Regions from separate parts of the Homo sapiens genome. Here region 2 is linked to region 1. The links are chromatin loops, found by intact Hi-C in ENCODE. Cell type or tissue: B cell. All regions are shown on one strand. Region 1 overlaps TCF4 (transcription factor 4). Region 2 has its middle 130 kb from the start of LINC03069.

Evidence for each region. A loop is a pair of places that touch in the nucleus more often than their neighbours do. Peaks named below come from ENCODE experiments on the same cell type or tissue, not always from the same donor. Only the 100,000 strongest peaks of a DNase experiment are listed, where the experiment ranks them.
Region 2: it touches region 1 in a loop (11-fold over the local background); 4 of 110 quality-filtered maps call a loop at or near these places.

The regions. Positions count from the first base shown.
Region 1 is chr18:55,413,129-55,417,128 of GRCh38, reverse strand. The region is part of intron 5 of TCF4 (transcription factor 4); the gene reads left to right. Among named protein-coding and RNA genes, the nearest start is that of TCF4-AS1, 37 kb to the left of the region's middle. In B cell, CTCF peaks have their summits at 1,473 and 1,674 (motif pointing left); a DNase peak (open chromatin) is centred at 1,648.
Region 2 is chr18:56,321,931-56,325,930 of GRCh38, reverse strand. No RefSeq gene overlaps it. Among named protein-coding and RNA genes, the nearest start is that of LINC03069, 130 kb to the right of the region's middle. In B cell, no CTCF peak of the experiment used is centred here; a DNase peak (open chromatin) is centred at 2,080.

The DNA of each region.
Region 1 (4,000 bases):
AAGTAAAGTCTGTAGCCAAACTCCTTAATTGTGATGCATTTGCTGAGTTCCCCTCTTCCGTCGTCGGGCCTGCTCTGATGCCATATGGCCTACCATGGAACATTTAACTTGTCAGATATAATGGATTGTCCTGGAAGCAGATTTTTGCTTTGAGCACTCGGCTCCTTTCTTGCATTTCACTCTCAGCTCCAGGCTGCAGGATGAAGGATTGTGGTAGAAGTGCAAAGAAGAGACACACAGTTGATTCCCCTTAAGAGAGTGACCTATATGCCACAAAATTTTACCCACGTAAAGAGGCATTATCCCCGTCACTGGCCTTAGCAGGCTGCATGTCAAAGTCATTTAAATTTCCCTGGACTTAACAGATTGTGTAAACATTTCAGAACTGAGAGCTTAGGAATAATGAAACATCGTCATTTTAACTTAGGCAAAAATGGTGCAGCCATATTGGCCAAAGGAGGCATATTATTTATTGTGACCTACATGTAACGTAGACCACCTGGTTTTTAGATTCTATAAATTAAGTTCTCTCAAGTTTATGAAGGATGCTAAAAAATATATATATTATGATGGAAATGTTACTTGGCTTTATTGTTTTTGTTTCGTGAATAGAGAGGTGAGGTTGAAATGATCATTTAGGAATCGCTTCTTAGCCTTTTGGCTAAGATCAAGTGAAATGATCATTTAGGTGGAGGGACAGTGGCAGCTAATTATCCTACCAGGCTTTCTAGCTTGAAACTTAGGGGCAGACCTTCCATTCATTCTAACCTATTTGAAATTAGAGATTGGATGTGTTATGGACTATTTAATTTTTATCTGTAAAAGTAAATAATGTAGTCTTTGTTCATTTTAATTTGGTGCTTTTATGAGTTAATTTTTTTTTCAATTTGTGCTATTGTTTCAACAAGCTTGGAAAACAGTAGGAACAATTTGTGACTTTTGCATCTGTAGGAAAACTTCTTTAAAAGAATAAACAGTGCCCTACCTATATGTGTGTGTACATACATAGCTGTGAGGTACTCTTCTGGTATAACCTACTGTAAACCCCAAAGCAAATATTGTGATATAGAGACACAGAATAGACAATTTACAAGTAATCAATCAAGCACAAACCAGTGGGAAAATAAGGAACTTATGTATCTCAATTTATTCTTTAAATGCTACATATTTGATTGCTTTAGGGTTGCAAAAGTTAATTAATAGATTTGTATAAGACACACAGAAATATACATACACTAAAAGAGACTTTGCTAAGTGTAATTCAATATACTCACAAAAATATGTGTTAATTATGTTAGAAATTTAATATTTAATTTAATTCCATAAATCCTTGCATTACAAATAAGTCCTCATACAGGTCAGATAGGGCAATAAAAACTACTGTGGCCTTGAAAACTGACAGAAGCTCACTTCTGTACAAATCTTTTTAATGAACAACTTTCCATCGAGCAGCTAAGAAATATCTGTTAAAGTCAGTATTTAATACTAAAGTGTACTTATGTATGTTTCTTACTGATCCTAAATTGAGCACGTTAGTTTTATCAATGCCACTCATCGGCTGACTGTACCCCTCCTCCCCCATACAGATTTGGTGAGACTTAGTACTAAATAAGTTTGGGGAGTGCCTGGCCATAGCCGGCTCTTGTTGGGGCATGTGCGCCCTCTGCTGGCTGCTCACATAGGAACTGACTGGTGTGTGAGGTTCTTTCTTTCTTTTACTTTTCAAGGTTGGGTTTTTTTTGTTTTTTGTTTTGTTTCAATTTATTTTTATACAACTGATCAGATATTTACCATGATTATAAAGTTGTAGCTTAATACTGAGTATGGCCGTTAATTTGTTTTTATTTGGAAATAAAGGTGAGGTTTTGTTTTGGGTGTGTTTTTGGTAAATAGATAGTCCTGATAGTTCAAATAACATGCAATGTGTGTAATACTCTTGAGTTTTTTAAGTGGTTGATTGTATATCACGATTAACCATATTTTCATTGCTTTCATATTCCCCTTGCCTTGATTGTATTTGAGAAGTATTCTTGTTGGACTAAGTTGGGAATAGAACTTAAAAGGGGATAGATAAGTCATTGAAATTTTGAAATATGATTATTTGTCTGTAATGGATGTGGTAGGTAATCCCTAGTAGAAAAATTCCTGTTATGGTTGGTTGATAGTTTTCACTTGCTTTGCCAAGGAAAATGAGTATATTTACATCATAATACTTTATAAAAGCATTTTTGGTTTCCTTGCAAACCAAATTAAGCTGTGCTCACTGGCAGACATTGAGAATGGTAGTTTGAGTAAAATATTTTTTGTTTTGTTTTGCTTTTGCAGTTGCTGTTTATAGAGTATGAGATGTTAAAGGAACAAATCACTGATGGTCTCTTTACTCCCAGGACACAGGACTAAACTATACAAGGGCAGTTACAGAGGAAGAGTGTCAGCCTCTCTACCATTGCCTGGGTGGAGAGCATCCTTGGGTCCTGGTAGTGAAGGCCAGGGCTCTGTGTAATGAGTGTGTCTTTTAAAAATAGCAACAATTTTTGTTGACAAGGCTCCATCAAAGTCTTTATAATAATTTAGTTTGTATAAGTGATTTCTGTGTATCTCTGAAATTAAATGACTTGATGGAGTCAGTTTGGTATTTGTTGTACAGAGAAGGCAGTTTAGATTTTTATAGTTCTTTTGTCTTACATTGCAAATTTTTCTAATTTGTAAGCAAAAGCCATAAAAACTTCCAAACCAACCGTGGAGTGATCAAAGAACTTAGAGCTGTGGAAGGGCAGAAATGTCATCTACGTTTTTTTTTTCTTTTCTTTTCTTTCAGTTTTTCCCCTTTGCAATTTTAGGTTCCAGTTACCTTAAAATTTGTTTTGGATAAATGATATAAATTTTTACTTAATAGTCTTTACTTACTTTGATTTAACATTGTCAAATAACTAAGAATTGCATTCTAACAAATATTAAGTCCTTATTACCTCTGTTAGAATGTCATCTTGCATGAAATCTCACATACATGTCTCTCCTGTTACCACCTTGTCTTCAATGAGGTTGTATTGGGTGCTCTTTCTTGGTGCTTCTCTGGGTTCCCATTATATCCCTTACTGGTGGATAGCATTGTGTTACTCCTGGTATTTAGTCATCTAAACTCTTACCTCCTTGAGAATAATGTGCATTGTTGACTCTCTTGCATCCAGCACATGTTACACAGAAAGCACCCAACAAATATTAAATTCCCTATATTGTGTTTTTTAGGCCTCATTCACCACTATTCAGATGATAATTTTTGCAAGTTTCAGGATTAAAAATTGTGGTCTGTAAACATAGTATATGTAATGCATTTTATTTTCTTGCATACTTTTTATAGGATGAGGTCATTCTTCTGGCTACTCCTTGTCTGCTTTCTTTTTTCTCTTTTTCCTCCCTCTCATCCTTCCCTCTGCCTCTCCTCTTCCTTCCTGTGCTCCCCACCTTCCTCTCTTGATTGAGTCATGCTCCTAGATTCAGTCATTGAGAGGCTTCTCTTAAACACTGCAGCATGGGACCATTCATCTACCAACCTTCCCCTTCCTTGAACAATAACTAGTGCTGCAGGCTGGTTGGACTCTGGGGAGTGTGGCCCTGCGTATCTGGCAGTTTGGTTATTATTATGGGCCCATTCTCTTGAAGTTGATCTTGAAGAGCAGGCTTGGCTGGAAAACATCATTCTTCTATAAATATAATGGTTAGCAATCTTCCTACTCTTTGTCTTCCTTGGAATGTGTTTTCAATTCTGGGCTGTTCCTCCCACTCCCCTCCAGTTTCTCTCAGTAGTGCATGTTTAGGGGATATAGGTCAATTGTATTCAGTGCTAAGGCTAGAGAAATGATCATTTAATATATTACAGATACGTATACAAATGGCAGTTGGATTATCTTCTGTCTGGGGTTAAAAATGTCACTTATATATGTGTGTTTATGTATGTATTATACATATCTATATACCGTATATAACATTGTCATGTCCCCCC
Region 2 (4,000 bases), 910 kb before region 1:
CAGCTCAGCTAAGGTATCTCTCTAACATAACAATACACAAAGGGGTGGGTGGATTGGACCTTTACCTTTGGTCTTAGAAGTAGCTTATGGGGTTGCTGTTGAGCCACAAGGACATGAGCATCTGTCTTTGGGAGGATGGACAGGGCACTGCACCCTAGAGCAGAGCAAGAAACAGTCTGATGCCTCATAGATTTGAGATAGCTCCTGGAGTCTCCCAGAAAAATGCAAGATGGCAGAAGGAACTCACAATAGGGATGGTTTGGCGGAACCAGCAGGGTTTAGTGAGGTAGTAGAAACCATCACTAGTGTAACTCTGACCCCTTATATACCCGCAGATGGATGAAGACTGAGGACTTTTTTGTTTCCGGGCTTTTTGGATGAATTCTGTTTACAGAAGCACCTGTCCCCAGGTACCCCAGCATGGAACCACAGCCAGTATCTCGGGTCTTGGCTCTGTTCTCCCTCCCTGTGGCCCATTTCACTGTCACTGGTGTCCTCATTCTATTCTCTGGCCCTCAGGCCCTCCTGGATGTGGTTACCCATGTGGGAAGGTTATTTTCTAACTGTTGAAAGTCCGCCATCATAGGGATTCTCTTATCTTTTTTTCTTTTTCTTTTTTGAGACAGAGTCTCACACTGTTGCCCAGGCTGGAGTGCAGTGGCATGATCTTGGCTCATTGCGGCCTCCTCCTCCCAGGTTCAAGTGATTCTCCTGCCTCAGCCTCCTTAGTAGCTGGGACTCCAGGCACCCGCCACCACACCTGGCTAATTTTTGTATTTTTAGTGGACATGGGGTTTCACCATGTTGGCCAGGCTGGTCTTGAACTCCTGACCTCAGGTAATCCACCTGCCTCTGCCTCCCAAAGTGCTGGGATTACAGATGTGAGCCACCATGCCCGGCCACCACTGTGCAGATTCTGTCTTCCACATCTGGATCTAGACAGAGGATTTCTCATGGCCTTAGCATCCTCATGACCAGGGCAAATCTCATGCACATATTGTCCTAGAGGGTCCAGAGCATTCGCTCATTTTTTTCCCACTTTCAAACACAGATTCCCATAGAAAGGAGCACCTCAGTACCAGTATCTGATTTGCCTTAATATATCATTTCTCTTGGGTGAACTTCCAATTTAAAGGTGACAGAAGCATGGCTCACCCTCATCTTGTTCATCTCTACAATGAGCATTTCAGGCCAGGAATGACAAATTGGAGAGAGAAGGCTTTTTGATGGGGAGACAGTTTTTATGAGATATTCTAATCCATATTAATGTGTATAGAAATCTCTGGGGATCCTGTTAAAATGAAGATTTTGATTCAGTAGATCTGGAGAGGAAACTGATATTCTTACATTTCTAACAAGCTCCCAGGTGATGACACTGGTCTGTGGACCACACTGTGAATAACAAGGCCTTAAATCACAGATGGCATCTATTTTTTCCACATTCACCTGGGCAAAGTTCTCTCCTCTGAACCTGTGATGTCTCTTCATGATTCAGGCAATGAAATCTCTACCCAAAATTGGGTAGAGATTTATTGGTTTGGCTGTTTGAAAGAAGAAGGGAAGTTTCCTATAAAGAGAAAGGAAGTCTCTCCAAACTGGAATTCAGTTGTATAAACCAAGTTTTGTGAATGATGTTCTTATTTTTCTACAACTGGTATTAATACTGCTTCAAAAATTTTGCAAAGATGGCATGAGAACTGGTGGGTGTGTGTAGGGGGTGGGGGTGGGGGATGGATATTATTGCAGCCAGTAATGCACTGCACAGAAATCATCCCTTTAATCAGAGAAGCTTAAAATCAGGCCAGGGCATGAAGGTGGAGCAGAGTTATGAAAACTGACAGAAGTCAAAAAATAAAGTCATTTGCAAAATCAGAGTGGGGACAATTTCTTCCTCCTCTCCTTTCATTTCTGCATCAAGCTGAGCCTTGATAGTAGAATTTACCACTTTGCTGTGAGCCCAGCAGGCTGCCTCACCTCCATTAGCACAGCCAGGCACTGTTAGAGGCCATGAGTGGGAAGGGGAGTGGAAGTAGTTTGGGGTTTCTTTTCTTCCTTTGTGTTTGTTCCCCAGGGCATCCCCTGGGTGATGCTAGAAGATAACTTCTTGTCATTACTAAGCACTGCTTGTATCCCCTGCAGTCTTCGGTGCAGGAACCCAGCCACTGGTTCAGGGCACTGAGCTAGGCCCAACGGGGTATGCAAAAAAGAGAAAGCGCTGATTCTTATCACCATGGAGTTTATAAGGTAGCTGCGAAGGGAAGAGACACACTCCTAAGATCACTAACCACATCCAACAGGAAATAATAAGTTCCAAATGGGCACTACGCACAGTAAGGATGTGGGCTGATTGGGACATGGGAAACTTTTAAATGAGGTGATCAGAAAGGCTTCATTGAGAAGGTAGTAATTGATTTAGTCCTTGAAGGGAAGGGAGAATTAAATAGTGCCTGGGAGGTCTGAGATGGTAGTGCAGTTTCTAAGAACATCTTCTTGCCCAAATCCTTTCTGAGAATGGCTTAGGGAGAAGAGGAAAGCTGTGTTTTGATTTATTTTGATAATAGAAGATGCCAGTGGCTGGCCCTAATTGTGGCACAAGCACGCTTTTTTAGAAGGTTTCTGTTTCTTGCTGAATTCTACACAGAATCAGGTAAAGACTATGATACAGTTAAATTTCACCTTCATTATTTTCTTAGAAATATGTTTTATGGAGAGATGCTTCAATTGGGCAGTCCAAATTTCTCTCTGTACTTCAAAAAGCCCCTTAGCACCTGATTTCAGCTTGAAAAATAGTCATTTATATTTCGAACCCCAAGCATTCAATTTTAACCATTGGTAGAAATTGATTAATAATGGCAAAGCTAGAAAAACTCCATAATAATCTTTAAAGAAAACAAAACACTACAGTCATTTTTTATTTTAAACTTTAAGCTTCACATTTCAAAGTTTTATCAAACTATCCCCCCTCCCCATAATTTAAAGCATTGTTTTCCAAGGGAAATTTAATAATAAGAGCTGCCATGTGTTTCTGCTTAATTTTGGAAGCCTGTGTTATGCAGTCAAAGATTCTCATTTGAAAATAATTCCTGTCCTTGTTCTTAAAGTACCAGGGAATAAGATTTAAAAAATATGTTGCAGCTCTCAAGTTTATGTTTTGCCTAAAGCCAGGCCGCAATGGGAGATCAAAGTTTAGAGTGCGGTTCTAAAGTTAGAACTACTGCCTTGCAACGTGCTCACAAATGGGGAGCAGGGCCCGGCAGCTGCCTGCCCAGGTCCTCCAGTAATTAGCTCTGGTGCAGGCGGAGGCCCCTGCCCCTCCCCTGGGTAGGTCCTAGGCCTCAGGGCCTCTGTCGCCTGGGAAGCAATCCCTACAAAGACAAGGCAGGCGTGGTATTTTTAGACCACATGTGTGCACTGTACAGGCCTCCTGTGTTCCACAATTTGCGTTTGAGAGGAGTGGGAATCGAACACACTGCTGTGTTTGCTGTCTGCTGGGCCTGTTGTTAGTGGGGGCTATTTGTCAACATGACAGACTCATCTAATAATGTTTGAGGATGGGCAAACTGGGGCATGTTTGTTAGTCTCAAGTTGTCTCTTGTCTCTCTTTAAAAAGGAATGTGTGTGTGTGTTTGTGTGTGTGTGTGTGTGTGTGTGTGTGTATTTTTTTTCTTAAGCCCCAAAGCCCTCCTCCCTTATCAAATCCCTAACATGGCTATTTCACACCTCAGTAGAACTGATTGTAGACTGTCATTTCTTTTTTTAAAATTTATATTTTTGCAGAGATGGGGTCTCGCTATGTTGCCCAGGCTGGCCTCAAACTCCTGGCCTCAAGCGAGCCTCCGCTTTGGCCTCCCAAAATGCTAGGATTACAGGAGTGAGCCCCCGCTGCTTACTGTCATTGCAGCGGCACAGCTCATGAAGGTTGTCTTCATCTCTCTATTTTCACCCTCCTGGAAGTTCTGCTTGCCTATGGTCAGCCGGGCTGAAGGACTCAATTGTAAAT